5 separate regions of the Homo sapiens genome follow, and all the other regions are linked to region 3. A link is a contact called in ENCODE Hi-C or POLR2A ChIA-PET data. All regions are on one chromosome and are shown on one strand. The core of a region is the stretch at or near the end of the contact, and the rest is flanking DNA. Distances in the headings are between cores, read along the strand shown. Region 1 holds the start of ECH1 (enoyl-CoA hydratase 1). Region 2 holds the start of HNRNPL (heterogeneous nuclear ribonucleoprotein L). Region 3 holds the start of U2AF1L4 (U2 small nuclear RNA auxiliary factor 1 like 4). Region 4 holds the start of TIMM50 (translocase of inner mitochondrial membrane 50). Region 5 holds the start of SAMD4B (sterile alpha motif domain containing 4B).

What was found. A loop is a pair of places that touch in the nucleus more often than their neighbours do. ChIA-PET counts read pairs that join two places held with the same protein, here RNA polymerase II (POLR2A). Pooled maps may share reads with other maps.
Region 1: a loop to region 3 is called in a pooled map, with 5 times the contacts of the local background. The contact joins the promoter of ECH1 here to the promoter of U2AF1L4 in region 3. A Hi-C loop is called at or near these places in 1 of 168 maps with a recorded cell type or tissue (gastrocnemius medialis) and 7 of 50 pooled maps. POLR2A ChIA-PET finds 5 or more read pairs at or near these places in 1 of 52 experiments (Caco-2).
Region 2: a map of naive thymus-derived CD4-positive, alpha-beta T cell shows a loop between it and region 3 (14-fold over the local background). The contact joins the promoter of HNRNPL here to the promoter of U2AF1L4 in region 3. A Hi-C loop is called at or near these places in 2 of 168 maps with a recorded cell type or tissue (both naive thymus-derived CD4-positive, alpha-beta T cell), 6 of 37 single-sample maps with no recorded cell type and 16 of 50 pooled maps. POLR2A ChIA-PET finds 5 or more read pairs at or near these places in 1 of 52 experiments (Caco-2).
Region 4: a loop to region 3 is called in a pooled map, with 4 times the contacts of the local background. The contact joins the promoter of TIMM50 here to the promoter of U2AF1L4 in region 3. A Hi-C loop is called at or near these places in 1 of 50 pooled maps. POLR2A ChIA-PET finds 5 or more read pairs at or near these places in 2 of 52 experiments (AG04450 and naive thymus-derived CD4-positive, alpha-beta T cell).
Region 5: a loop to region 3 is called in a map of naive thymus-derived CD4-positive, alpha-beta T cell, with 16 times the contacts of the local background. The contact joins the promoter of SAMD4B here to the promoter of U2AF1L4 in region 3. A Hi-C loop is called at or near these places in 2 of 168 maps with a recorded cell type or tissue (CD8-positive, alpha-beta T cell and naive thymus-derived CD4-positive, alpha-beta T cell) and 9 of 50 pooled maps.

The regions. Positions count from the first base shown.
Region 1 is chr19:38,830,520-38,833,281 of GRCh38, forward strand. ECH1 (enoyl-CoA hydratase 1) reads right to left here and starts at 1,275. Exons shown (of 10, transcript NM_001398.3): 1 at 1,202-1,275; 2 at 790-997; 3 at 559-647. The coding sequence starts at 1,253. All of the region lies in intron 1 of LOC124904712 (a long non-coding RNA gene), which reads left to right. RefSeq lists an enhancer at 1,174-1,323.
Region 2 is chr19:38,848,388-38,851,306 of GRCh38, forward strand. HNRNPL (heterogeneous nuclear ribonucleoprotein L) reads right to left here and starts at 1,599. Exons shown (of 13, transcript NM_001533.3): 1 at 1,313-1,599. The coding sequence starts at 1,579. RefSeq lists enhancers at 1-798, 637-726, 799-1,736, 1,887-1,976, 2,307-2,376 and silencers at 927-1,466, 1,477-1,736.
Region 3 is chr19:35,744,004-35,746,703 of GRCh38, forward strand. U2AF1L4 (U2 small nuclear RNA auxiliary factor 1 like 4) reads right to left here and starts at 1,415. Exons shown (of 6, transcript NM_001040425.3): 1 at 1,345-1,415; 2 at 1,122-1,209; 3 at 320-418; 4 at 9-142. The coding sequence starts at 1,388. It overlaps PSENEN (presenilin enhancer, gamma-secretase subunit), which reads left to right and starts at 1,648. Exons shown (of 4, transcript NM_172341.4): 1 at 1,648-1,697; 2 at 1,832-1,988; 3 at 2,416-2,520. The coding sequence starts at 1,928. RefSeq lists a silencer at 1-127.
Region 4 is chr19:39,479,479-39,482,178 of GRCh38, forward strand. TIMM50 (translocase of inner mitochondrial membrane 50) reads left to right here and starts at 1,360. Exons shown (of 11, transcript NM_001001563.5): 1 at 1,360-1,483; 2 at 2,405-2,555. The coding sequence starts at 1,376. RefSeq lists enhancers at 1,048-1,642, 1,763-1,812.
Region 5 is chr19:39,341,059-39,343,758 of GRCh38, forward strand. SAMD4B (sterile alpha motif domain containing 4B) reads left to right here and starts at 1,363. Exons shown (of 14, transcript NM_001384574.2): 1 at 1,363-1,518. RefSeq lists a silencer at 1,052-1,481.

The sequences.
Region 1 (2,762 bases), core at 25-2,524, 3.1 Mb after region 3:
CCTGCCTGTAATCCCAGCATTTTGGCAGGCTGAGGTGGGAGAATCGCTTGACCTCAGGTATTTGAGGTTACAGTGATTTATGATTAGGCAACTGTACTCCAGCCTGGGTGACAGAGAAAGATATTGTCTCCAAAAAAAAAAAAAAAAACACACAGATAAAAGTGTGAGTTAGGGGCCAGGAGCAATGGTTCAGGCCTATAATCCCAGCACTTTGGGAGGCTGAGGCAGGCAGATCATAACGTCAGGAGATGGAGACCATCCTGGCCAATATGGTGAAACCCCGTCTCTACTAAAAATACAAAAATTAGCTGGGTGTGGTGGCCCACGCCTGTAGTCCCAGACAGAAGAATTGCTTGAACCCGGGAGGTGGAGGTTGCAGTGAGCTGAGATTGCGCTACTGCACTCCAGCGTGGCAACAGAGCAAGACCCCGTCTCAAAAAAAAAAAAAAAAAGTGTGTAAGTCAGAAGCTGCTTAAAACCCTAATTCAGAAGCACTGCTCCACTGTCTATTGCCAGGAGCTAGGAAGGCTGGCAGGGTGTGTGAAGAGCGTCTGGTACCTGCAGTGAACATTTTTCCTGCACCAGAGATCACCACCGCCCGACAGTCAGCGTCTCTCGAAATCTTGTTGAAGCACTCTACCATCTCTCTGTGAAGCAACGAGTGAAGGGTTACAAATGGGGCGGGAATACCCTGCCCTCATGTCCATCTTCCCACAACGTTCCACTTTCACCCAGTCCCGCAGCCCCGCCTCCCCCCGCAGGCAGGCCTCCAGGATCTGCAGGTCAGACCTCCAGAAGACCTTGTTCATGGCATTCCTCTTGTTGGGCCGGTTGAGCTGGACATGCAGAACATGTTTCTGCGCAGACGTCACACGAAGGGACTCATAGCTGTGGTCTGGGGCTTCACCGAGGGCTACTCCGGAAGCCTCCTCTTGTGCAGAGGAGCCAGTGAGGCGAAGGCTAATACTGAGTCCCGGGTAGTTGGAGCCTGTCAGTCCTGGGGAGAAAGGAACAGCCTTTGATGACCCCAGACTGCAAGACACAGGCCTATCGAATTAGGGAGTCCTTCAAAAGGGAGCACACGCACCCCTGAATTTAGGGGACTCGGGCCCTTCGTGACCCCGGATAGCCCTCCCCGTCCTACATCTGCTATAACAGCACGACAGCGCGACGCACCCCCATAAGGCAAGAGGTGACTCACGCCGGGTCAGTAGGTCGCGGAGTCTGCGAGAAGCCACTATCCCCGCCGCCATCGCCGCCGCCTTCGTCTACTGCGTTCGGACGGAGTAACGTGCCCGTTAGCGGAGGGGGCGGGCACAGAAGGCCGCCATGTTGAGCGAGGGCACCGATGCCGCAACCTGACAGGCAATGACGCCGTTCTTTCCGCCATCTTTACTAAGGGCAGTCGATTTCCGGTTGCCTTACATAGAGCCAGGCTCAGAAATGGACCCTTTGCCCCAGTGGGAACCTGGCCAAAGAAAATAGCTCCTGCAATGGCGTGAACCTGGGAGGCGGAGTTTGCAGTGAGCCGAGATCGCGCCATTGCTCTCCAGCCTGGCGACCGAGCGACACTCCGTCTTAAAAAAAACAAAACAAACAAACAAAAAAAAAAACAGAAAAGCAAACAGCTCCCGCTAAAGTTCATCACACAGCTGTTTCATAATGGTGGAATAATAGGCGACAGCTGAAATGTCCAAGGACATAATTGCAGCAGAGCTTGTAATCATGCATGTATATATCATGTTAACTAAAAATAAAAGAAAACTTGCAGTACTGTGAGTTTACTCAGGTAAAGGAATGAGTACAGACGGGCCAACATTAAGCGCTGACTGTATAATATGAACTCCCACCAGGAGGTCGTACTATTTCCTACTATATGCAGAGGAAACTGGCCCAGGCACGGGAAGACACTAGGTTCAAGGTCGGTGGGCTTCAGAAGGGCTAAAGCAGGATTACCTGGCACCAGAGTTCATGTTCTTAGCCTGGCGCAGTGGCTCACGCCTGTAATACAAGCACTTTGGGAGGCCGAGGCAGGCGGATCACCTGAGGTCAGGAGTTCAACAGCAGCCTGGTCAACATGGCGAAACCCCGTCTCTACTAAAAATACAAAAATTAGCCGGGTGCGGTGTCCGGCACCTGTAATCCTAGCGGGAAGAGAATGGCTTGAGCCCAGGAGGCGGAGGTTGCAATGAGCAGAGATGGCACCACTGTACCCCAGCCTGGGCGACAGAGCAAGATCTCAAAAAAAAAAAAAAGAAGAAAAAAAAGTTCATGTTCTTAAAAAAAACAAACAAAACAAAAAAACCGAAATTCCCTTGGGAAAAGCCAGCTACCAAAAGGCATAAAAAGTACTGTAAAACTGCTGGCCGGGCGCGGTGGCTCACGCCTGTAATCCCAGCACTTTGGGAGGCCGTGGCGGGCAGATCACGAGGTCAGGAGATCGACCTCCTGACCTAGCTAACACAGTGAAACCCCGTCCCTACTAAAAAAATACAAAAACTTAGCGGGCATGGTGGCGGGCGTCTGTAGCCCCAGCTACTGGGGAGGCTGAGGCTGGAGAATGGCGTGAACCCCGGAGGCGGAGCTCGCAGGGAGCCGAGATGGCGCCACTGCACTCCAGCCTGGGGACAGAGCGAAACTCCATCTCAAAAAAATAAAAAAAAAAAGTACTGTAAAACTGCTTAAGTATGCTTTTTGGGGAGACATTGAGCAAGGCGGTGAACAGATGTCTCTGGGCCAGTGAGATTGAAGGAAGTATCTTT
Region 2 (2,919 bases), core at 349-2,848, 3.1 Mb after region 3:
CGGATGGAAAGTCTTTTAGAAAGACCAGAGACTCCAACCCATACCATTAAGAACCGACTGCTCCTTCCTAAGAGAAGTATCTTACACCCACCGACAAAAGCCTCTGGTCATCAGGAGAAAGATTAACTCTCTTCCGCCTCTCCTGGGCTCTGGGGCCGGCCCCCTGTCTGAGAATCACTGGGCAGAAGTGCGTGGAAGGTGGGTAGAATTGGATTCTATTTCAGGAGCGATCCACGCGAACCACAGGGTGAGGCACTCCCGCCAGGTTAGCAGCTCCCACAAATGGGAGTTCTAACTCCAGCCCTGCCCCTCACTAGCTGTGCCACCTACAGTAATTCACCTCATCTCATCTCTCTCCTGGCCCATTTCCTCCTTTGTAAATCGGGAATCCCAGTATCTCCCCCAACCTCAGGAAGCGTTAAGGATTTTCAATTAAGATGTCTTTAAAATGTGTGGGACAAGGCCAAGATTAAAACGCTAGCAACTCGTAACCCCTAAACCCTGGAAAACCCTGCAAATAGGCGGCCCTGTAAGACTTCAAGATTTTGGAAAGAGTGGGGACTGGGCCCCACTCCAAAAGCAACGACTGGTGTTTTCGGAGGGACTGATTACAGGGGGTCGAAATGCTTCCAACATGGCCAGGAAATAGTTTGGTTTATCAAATCCTCGGTACCCAGTGAATCCCCGGAAACTGTAAGCAAACTTGTGATGGTTTCAAGGCTTCGCTCAACTCCTAAAAGGCTAAAAGTGCATTTCACAAGTCCTCTTCCCATTTTCAATGCCTACAAAAATGAGAGCATCTAGGCTCAAACACATCCATTTCTGTATAGACACAAGGCTGGGCCTTAGAGATTAAGCTGCCATCAGACGGAATTCCCCACTCTAGAGAACAAGGCCGCCGCCCACCCGTTCCCGCTCACCAGGCGCTCCCCTAACCGCCCACGAGGCCGGGCGGGAACACTGCGCCTGCGCATGGAGCCAGCGAAGAAAATGATAAAGGGGAAAAAAACCGGCCGGGCCGCGTGCCCGGCCCCCACACGCCAGCCCGCGGCGCCTGCGCACTGGGCCATTCGCCTCACGAGCTACTTCCTCTGCGCTCCCCCACACCCCGCTCCGGACCCCGCGCACGCGCAGGCGCCTGTCCTCGCGCAAACCCCGCCGTTTGCCCAACGGCCGCCCCTCCCCCACACCGTCAACGACGCGATGGCCTGGGCGCGTGCGCAGAGGCCCCCCTCAAAAAATAAAATGCCCTCAAGCTGGGAAATTGTCCCCCAGTTCCCGGCCTTCCCAGCGCCTAGGGCCCTGGCCTCACCCCACCGCCGCCGCCGCCCGCCGCCCCGGCTCCTCCACCGCCACCGCCGCCGCCTCCGTGCTGGTCGCCGGCGTTGTCAGTCTTGAGCCGCTTAGGGGCCCGGCCGCCCTCACTGCCGCCGCCGTAGTAGCGGCCACCGCCGCCTCCGCCGCCCGCCGCCGCCATCTTCACCATCGCTCCCGACCGCCTCCGCTGCTCGTCCGGCTGCTGCCTCTGCTCCAGCCGCCGACGCCGCTTCTCCGCCCGGGGCAGCAGCCTCCGCGACATGGCGGCGCAGAACCCGCCTCCCCCCGCCTCTCATTGGGGGAGGGACACGCCCGTCACCCGCCGCCCCCACCCGATAGGGGGAGCCACTGGTCCCGCCGCGGGGGGAGGGTAGGCCGCCACACGCCTTGCGCGCTTATTGGACATTGCCCACGCCGTTCTGCAGGAGGGCCCGCCCTTGTTTGTCTGAGACACTCCTTATAGGTGGTCGCTTTCTGCCAGTCTTTCCGTCGACCCCGCCGCCTTAAAATAAAATCCAATTTGATAGGTCGGATTTCTGGCGCTGCTGGCCTCCCTAAAAGCACCTGATAGGAACGGCGCTCTAAACCTCCCAAGAATCTCCGCCTCCCTCCCACTTTCATTGGTCTCCTCGCTAATCCGTCAGCACCAGTCACAATGACGACCTTCCCGCGCCACTTCGCAAGGAGACAAGGAAGCCCCGCCCTTTTTTGGTCTCTCTCCAGTGGTGGTTACAGATGCCCATTCTTCTGCGTCTCCACTGATTGGTCAATGGAGAGTGGAGCGCACCCTCTCACCAGATGGTAGGACTGTTGATACGCTCTGATTGGATGAAATGGGGAGCCCCGCCCCAGGGTAGGCGCTCTTTGGTGCAGTATACGAAACGAGCGAAGGCGAGAACGCATGCGCAAATACGCTTTCAGGCACCGCCCAGAGGCGGGGCCCCCTTATGGAGCGACCGCTGTGTGTGCGCCGGAAGGCTAGACCAAGATTGACAGGAACTCCCAGGGTATCTCTGTCGCCATCACTATACCGTGTTCATTTCTACCTCTAGGAGGAATTGTTAAAATCCCAAATCTGAGCCTTTTCCTCAGTAGAAAACCACTCGCTGCTGCCGACTGTCTTCGGACCCTGTCCAGTTCTAAATTCAGCCGCAACCCCTTTCAGTTTCCCTTGGGAGAAGGCTCTTCCGCGCACTCTCCATGTGTGCCCATGCAGTCCCTTCCACCTGCAATAGTCCACTACCCCTCCTGCAGGAGCTAAGGGCCAAGTCATCTTGTCCGTGCGATCTAAATTAACAGGTCCCTGCCATCCCAGACCCCCAGGATTCCCTTCAAAGCCATAACTCGGGCCAGTGGTTTTCACCTGACAGCTCGACCCCTCTGAGCACCACAGGAGGTCCTGGCCCCGACCCTGGAGAGGGTGGCCACCTACCAAGCGCCCAGTACAGCACCTGGCACAGTGCAAGCCCCCTGCACAGGGGAGGCGTTCTTGTGATCTGTGCCTGCGTCGGGCCTTTCTTCCTCAAGGGCGGGGTAAGACCACCCGCACTGCACCAAGAGAATGTCGGAGGGTATCTCCAGACTCCGGCGAAGCCCAACTGG
Region 3 (2,700 bases), core at 165-2,664:
TACCATACCCCATCTCATACTGGCGACAGCATGACTCCCGGAAGTCAGTGACAGGAGACAGCTCACCGTGCACAGCCTGCCCGTTGAACCAGCGGTTACTGAGTTCAGCCACGGCCCGCTCTCCATCCTCCTCCCTCCGGAACTGCAGGAAATGTCAGTCAGGGTCAGCAGGAGAACTCAGAGATCTTCAGGGGACTCACTACCCGCTCTGGGGCTGGACTGGATTTAGTGATGAAATTCAAGCTGAGAGCCTACAGTGGCCACCATCAGGCATTGAAACGCCTCCACTTCTGGGCCCTAAGTGGGGGGCAGCAAGCACCTTGACATAGACGTTGCCCACGAGGTGGTCCCCAAGGTTGTCGCACACATTCATCTCTTCAATCTCCCCATACTTCTCCTGCAGTTCTGTGAACACCTCCTGTGGAAGACGGGGAGGAACTCAGCTGAGCTCCCACAAGAAACCCCATCTGCCCCTACCAACCCTCACCTCGAAGAAGCTATCATAGTGCTCCTGCACCTCCACGTCACTCACATGACCTGGGGTGGGGGCGGGCAGGGTGGAATCAGAGTGTAGCCTACTGGGGGCTGTTCACCTTGCCCCCAGGCCTGGTCCCTTACTCACAGTGTGATCCGTCTGCAGTTTGGGCTGTGTTCTGTGGATTCCGGTACAGGTTGAGCAGCACTATGGTCTGCACAGAATTTAAAAGGGGCGGGGCCTGAGCTCAGAGGGCAGGGCTGCATGAACAGAGAGTGAGGCATGAAGGTTGGGGGTGGAACCTTACACCCCAGCCTAAGCATCATGAGTGCATCGGCGATCCTTTGCCCCTAAGAAACCAGAAAAGGGATGGAGGGGACTGGCAAGGATGAACAGCGGGATGGAAGGGACTGGCAAAGATGAACAGCCGCCGTGTGTAGCCTGTACGCATGGGGGCGCGACCAAGTTCCCGGGAAAACGGCACGAAGACCGGTGGGAGGAGCCTGCAGAAAGGTCCAATGAGAAAAAAAGCCGGGCGGTGGGGAGGGACTCAGGAACCCGGAATAGGCGGGACATGGTGACGACGGCCCCAGAAGGGGAAGGGCCAGGGAGCCGTTAACCCCCGAGGCTCCGTGCCGGGTCTCACCTGGCTGAATGTCGGCTTGTTGTGAAGCCGGGAGCACCGGTCCCCGTGCCGGCAGACCCCGATCTTAAAGTAAAAAGAGCAGTTAACCCTGGAAAAGGTGCAAAGACAAAGGTGAACCGAGGGCCGGGGAAGCTGGGCACCCCAGAAACACCGCCCCACCACCCAGGACCCCAGTACCCCGGCCCCGACCCCCCGAGAGTCCACTCCCAGCGCCCGTTCTCACTTGTCCTTCTCAGTCCCGAATATCGAAGCTAAATATTCAGCCATTTTTACCCAAGCCCTCCAGGTCTGGCTGCTCTTACGTCACTTCCGTTGCTTAGGAGCACTGGGAAGTGTAGTTCGTTGCCCTCTCCAGGCGCTTACCAAGCGCTCGGAAACGCCCCAGGGCGCTTGCGCGTGGGAGGCGCGCGCCCTCCCCATAGACTCCCCGGTAGGAGTTCTTTTAACAGCGCATGCGTGCAGTGTTGCCTCGCCCAAAGAAGACTACAATCTCCAGGGAAACCTGGGGCGTCTCGCGCAAACGTCCATAACTGAAAGTAGCTAAGGCACCCCAGCCGGAGGAAGTGAGCTCTCCTGGTGAGTTGGGGGTCGTTTCGCCCACCCTAGTAAATATAAAGAGCTCTTTAATCCAGCCAGCTTACTAGTGGGGGTGGGGATGCCCTGCTTTCAGCAAACCGACCTTTACATTTATCTCTGATTTGTTCTAATAGGGGCGTGGTTGTTCGTGATCCTTGCATCTGTTACTTAGGGTCAAGGCTTGGGTCTTGCCCCGCAGACCCTTGGGACGACCCGGCCCCAGCGCAGCTATGAACCTGGAGCGAGTGTCCAATGAGGAGAAATTGAACCTGTGCCGGAAGTACTACCTGGGTAAGGCAGATCGCTAGGGTCCCAGGAGAAGAGAGGGGACTGGACTAGAGCACCCGAGGGAAGAGGGCCTCGGGGCCTGGATTCTTAAGTCTAAGAGATGAAGGACCTGCGAACGCCGACTCCTGGATTTGAGTGGGGAGGGCCTGGGTCCTGAGGAATGAGGAAGCTGGGGCCTCAATTTCTGGATCCCAAGAGAGGAGGGGGATTGAGGGCCTGGACTCTTGGGTCCTGTGAAAGAGATGGTTGAGGAATCAGATTCCTGGATCCCAAAGAGGAGCCAGATTCCTGAGTCCCTGACAACAGAAATCTCCATTTGAACTTGGGTGTGGGAGAGTTTCTTCCAAATAGATCTCGGTGGGAGTTGGAGAAGATCTTCATTGCCTTATGAGGTTTTGGGGTTTGTTTGTTTGTTTTTCTTTCTCCCTAGGGGGGTTTGCTTTCCTGCCTTTTCTCTGGTTGGTCAACATCTTCTGGTTCTTCCGAGAGGCCTTCCTTGTCCCAGCCTACACAGAACAGAGCCAAATCAAAGGCTGTGAGTCTAGAGCACAGAGGAGGGAGGCCAGTGGCAGGGGAGAGGGGGAAGCGGGGAATCTTGGTGGGAAGGGACAATGGAGGATCCAAAATGTTGGGGCTCTGGGTGAGAAGGGAAGGCTGGTCTAGGGAAGTCTGGAGAGCAGCCGGAGGCCAACCCTTCCAGCTTCTGTTTCCCATG
Region 4 (2,700 bases), core at 110-2,609, 3.7 Mb after region 3:
TCAGATTGTTACTGTGTCTGTGTAGAAAGAAGTAGACATAGGAGACTCCATTTTGTTCTGTACTAAGAAAAATTCTTCTGCCTTGAGATGCTGTTAATCTATAACCATACCCTGTTATAGATGACGGGGTTCTCTATAACCAACCCCGTGCTCTCTGAAACATGTGCTGTGTCAACTCAGGGTTAAATGGATTAAGGGCTGTGCAGGACGTGCTTTGTTAAACAGATGCTTGAAGGCAGCATGCTCCTTAAGAGTCATCACCACTCCCTAATCTCAAGTACCCAGTGACACAAACACTGCGGAAGACCGCAGGGACCTCTGCCTAGGAAAGCCAGGTATTGTCCAAGGTTTCTCCCCATGTGATAGTCTGAAATATGGCCTCATGGGAAGGGAAAGATCTGACCGTCCCCCAGCCCGACACCCGTAAAGGGTCTGTGCTGAGGAGGATTAGTAAAACAGGAAGGAACGCCTCTTCGCAGTTGAGACAAGAGGAAGGCATCTGTCTCCTGCCCGTCCCTGGGCAAGTCTTGGTATAAAACCCGATTGTATGTTCCATCTACTGAGATAGGGGAAAACTGCCTTAGGGCTGGAGGTGGAACATGCGGGCAACAATACTGCTCTGTAAGGCACTGAGATGTTTATATGTATGCATATCTAAAGTACAGCATTTAATTCTTTACCTTGTCTATGAACCGTTGTTCACGTGTTTATCTGCTGACCCTCTCTCCACTATTATCCTATGACCCTGACGCATCCCCCTCTCCAAGAAACACCCAAGAATGATCAGTAAATACTAAGGGAACTCAGAGGCTGGAGGGATCCTCCGTATGCTGAACGCTGGTCCCCTGGGCCCCCTTTATTTCTTTCTCTATACTTTGTTTCTGTGTCTTTTTCTCTTCCAAAGTCTCTCGTTCCACCTAACGAGAAACACCCACAGGTGTGGAGGGGCAACCCATCCCTTCAGACAATTGGGAGGTGAGGGCCGATTGCCTTACACGGTGAGACAAGCGGCCTGACTCGTGACTATTTTTTTGGACAAATCAGGCAGCCACTGACTCCCTTCATTATGGCCTCAGCTTTATCTCTGGGCAATAAGTGTGATCCCTTCCTTCGCTGCGTCCTTTGCAGGGGCGGTGGCGCTCTGCAAGGCCCAAGGGGGCGTGGTCCAGATGACTTTGAATCCCAGTTGTCGCCCCCAGGGTCAGCCAGGAGACTAGTCAGAAGCAAACGCGCCTGCGGCAATCCGCCCGATGCCTTTGGTCTCTCTCGGGCTTCCGTCCACCCGCCCCTCCCCCGCGTTTCCATTGGCTGTAGCTCCGGCCCGGGGCGGGCGAAGAGGGAGCGAGTGGGCGGGGCCGCGTGGCGTCAGCGCAAGATGGCGGCCTCGGCAGCGGTGTTCTCGCGCTTGCGAAGCGGGCTCCGGCTCGGCTCGCGGGGACTGTGCACGAGGTTGGCGACGCCGCCCCGCCGGGCCCCAGATCAGGTGAGCGGAACGAGGGTGGCCCTCTGAATGTGGGGTCCCTTCCCTGGAGTTACGGACATATCGCCGCCCCTTGGGGGTTCCGGGACGCCTCACCTCAGGGTGCTGAATGAAACGCCGCTTGTGTTTTGGGGCCCTTCCCAACCTCCTGGGTGGTTGCTCCCCTAGGCTGGAGGCTGGGAATCCAGGTGTGTCCTTAGACCCCACCTCCCACCCACGTGGGTGCCGGAGGAGGAGGGGGTTACCGTTCCCCGTTTCAGTGACCACTCAGGTGATACTTGAGCAGGAGGGGCCTGGGACGCTGGAGTCCCAGTCTGGCCGTGGGAGTTATTTTCTCTGTGGCGTTGGTGGTGGCGAGGTAGACGTTTGGGTTTCCAATTCGACTTGCCTCCATGTTGACAGAGACCCAGCCATTCTGACCTCCAAGTCTATCACTTCTGTGCCTTAGTTCCCCAAGCCCCAGACAAGTGATTGCCCTTCCCCGCCTCCGCTCCTATCCCTTACCCTATAACTCTGCTACTTTTAGCCCCAAGCAGCCGGACGTCGTAACTCCCGGTTCTGTCTGTACCCCTTCCCCCACCACTTGTGCCCTCCGTTCCCTCTCATCCCAGTGTTTAGGCCCTCCCATCCCTTATTCTCCGTGCTTTGCTTTTCTGGGCTGCAGACCCTCCAGTCCTGTTGCCTTCAGGATCCTGTGCACCTGGCCTGTTAGCTTTTAAAACTCCTGGCATCCTGGTGCGGGACAGTCTGGTTTTGACCCTCTGAGCAGCCCCACATCCTGACTGCTACTCCAGGGACACAGATGTCCAGGGCTCTGTGGGTGTCTGCCTCTTGGCTCCTGAACTTGATTCTTCTTGGACTGGAGGGTGGGGACCATCCTGACCTCTCTTCTCTCTTGGCTGACCTCCCCTTTCTCAACCGCAGGCCGCAGAGATCGGGAGCCGCGGGAGCACTAAGGCGCAAGGGCCACAGCAGCAGCCGGGCTCAGAGGGTCCCAGCTATGCCAAAAAAGTTGCGCTCTGGCTTGCTGGGCTGCTTGGAGCTGGTGGGACTGTGAGCGTCGTCTATATCTTTGGTGAGGGACATATCCCTGTCCCCCAGTTTTGTTCCTTGGCCTCCCTGGTCCACTGTGGAACCTCCCACTCTTGCCCACTACCAGCTTCTCTCGTCTTCATTCCCTGGCTCCTTCCTCAATAGGGCAGCCAAATAAGACACCTACC
Region 5 (2,700 bases), core at 113-2,612, 3.6 Mb after region 3:
CTCCCCGGGCTAGACCCCTAACTCCCACAGCCTCAATTACCATCTTTGACGATCCTTAAATCTTGGTCTCCAGCCTCAATTTCTCCCTTAAGCTCCAGACCCAGGGTTTGTGCACCTCCTGGACCTCGCTACTAGGCATCCACATTGGGCTTAGTATCTTCCCAACCTGCTTCTGGCGCCCAGTCTCCCGGCTAGAGGGGCCTGGTCCTAAACTTTTCTCCCCCTTCCACTCCATAGCCAGCCAGTGTCAGGGCCCGTTCGCTCTGCCTCCAGGGCGTCCCTCCCACCTGCACCTCCTTCCCTCCCCACAGTCCCTCCCTCGTGCAAACCCCCTCTTTCTTCCCCACCCCCTCCCCCAGCTGCCTCCCTGGACTCCCGATCCCGTTTCATTCCCTCCAATCCGCCCTCCATGTATAAGCCAGAGAGACATCTCTCCAAAACCCCAGACTCACCATGATCCTCCCCGGCTTGAAGCCCTTCACGGCTCCCTAGTGCCCTCGGGACAAGTCCAAACTCCCTCAAGTGGCCAAACAACTGGCCTCTGCTCGTTCCTCACCCCTCCCTGTCTTCAACTCGACCCTCCATCCCGACTGCCTCTCTAAGTGCCTGTAACAAGCCAGATCTCTGTCACCGAGAGCCTTCTGAACACAGGTCCCTCTGATTAGTTCACCCGGACCCAATACAGTTTGTGGAACGCACAGATCACAACCAAAGTCACAGCAACAACTCCCGTTTATTGACAGCCTCCTTGATCCTTAGCGCTTTCTGTGCATTCTCTTCCCACCCTAAAGGCTAGATCTCGCCTCGCCATTCCCATCGGAGAGAGCAAGCGGCAAGGCTGAGAACAGCGCGATGAGAAAGCCGAGCGCCCAGAAGCCCGAGTGCAGACGCCCACTGAGGACAGCCTTGGGTGAGGCGGGCCACCCAAGGGGCGGGGAAGAGGAGGCCTGGAACGCCTGAATCAGGAACTGTGACTTCGCTCGGGGCAGCTGGGGTGGACGCGCGCGAGCCTGCCCCCTGCGGGCCTGGAGGCCCAACCTCAGACTCCGCCGGGCCCGTTGCCCTGGGCAACGCCCCGCGCGCCCCGCCCCTTCCCCGCCCCCCAGCCCCAAACCCCAGGCCTGGCCGACTGCCCGTCACCCCCACGTCCGACCAATCCCGCCGAGGAGGGGGCGGGCCTCTTGGGCCCCGTTCCACCACCGTCGCTCCCCCCTCGCCGCGACCCCGCCTTACTCGGCTCACACCTCCCGCCCTTCGGGCTGCCCTCGCCGCCCGTTGGCTGGCGCGCCGTTCGTCACCCGGGCGTGAGCTAATGCCGGCGCGCGGCGGCCCCCGTCGGGGCGGGGCCAGGGGCGGTGACGCACGGCGCGGTGACGCAGCGCGACGGCGGCGGCGGCGGCGGCGGCGGTGGTCGGTGCGGGAGGAGGGAGGGGAGCTTGCGGGCCCGAGAGGGGGCGACGGCGGCGGCGGTGGCCTGAGGAGGCCCGAGCGGCGGCGGTGGCGGCGAAGGCCGAGGCGGTGAGTCTCGGGCCGGGCCGGCGCGGGGCGGCGGCGAGTCGGGGCGCGCGGGGCTCCCCTCAGGGCGACCCAGGCCGCGCGGGCGGCCCCGCCCCCTCAGGGACCCCGAACCGCGGGCGGCGGCGGCGGGCGGGTGCGGAACGCGGGCCTCGGGGGGCCGGGCCCCACGGGAGAAGCCCCGCGCCCGTCCCCAGTCTCCCTCCTGGGCCCTGGCCGAAGCTTCCCTCCGAAATCTTTCTCATGCCCTCGGGATTGCCGAGGGGCCGGGCCGGGGGCCTCTCCTCAGGACCCCCCGCACATCCCCCTCGGAGAGCCCCGGAAAGCCTGCCGATCCCCCGTGTGCGCCCTGAAAGGTCCCCGCAAAACCCACCCCTCCCGTGGAGTCGCCTCCTCGAGCCCTTCATGGGTCCCAGCAGCTTTCCTCGCAGACCCCCGCCCTTTGGCCCCGAAGCCCCCGTCCTCCTCCTGTCTCCAGAAATAGTCCTCGGAGGCCACTCCTCGTCCATTCCACAGCGTGGCTCTCATAGCTGCTCCAGGAGCCTCCCTCACGAGCCCTGCACACCTCCCCAAGGCTCCCTCCGGACCCCTGTCCATTCCAGAACTCTCCCCCGGAGCCCTGCCTCTCACAGCCCAACAGGCTCACCCGACTTCCCCCTCCCGGATCCTAAGAATTTTCCCTCCCACTTACCCCATTCCAGAAACCTCCTTGGAGATTTTCCGCTCATACCCCCTGCATTTCTGATTCCCCCTCCCAGAAGTCCTTCAGAATGCCCCCGACGGACCGTGATCATCTTCCCTGAAGATCTCCTTCCCATATCCCCAAAATAAATCTTCCTCACAGACTTTGTGAAATGCCCCCAGATCCCAAAAACTCACCTAGAAGACTCCATCCCCCTCCCCACCGTATTGCAACCATCTCTCATACACACTCCCCCTTCACGTATCCCTCTGGACCTTTCCACAGATCCCAAAAGTCTCCCCCAGAGGCCTCCTGTCTCCCCCTGGTCTCACCACCCTAAAATGCCCTAGAGATCACCCTCATGTAGCCCAGTGATCTTCACCGGGATCCCCTTCCCCACCCCCACTCATTCTAAAAATCTCCAGCAATTGCCTGAAATCTCCAGAGGACTCTCAGCATCATATTCCAAAAGCTTCTTCCAAAATCCCTTTTACATACTCCAC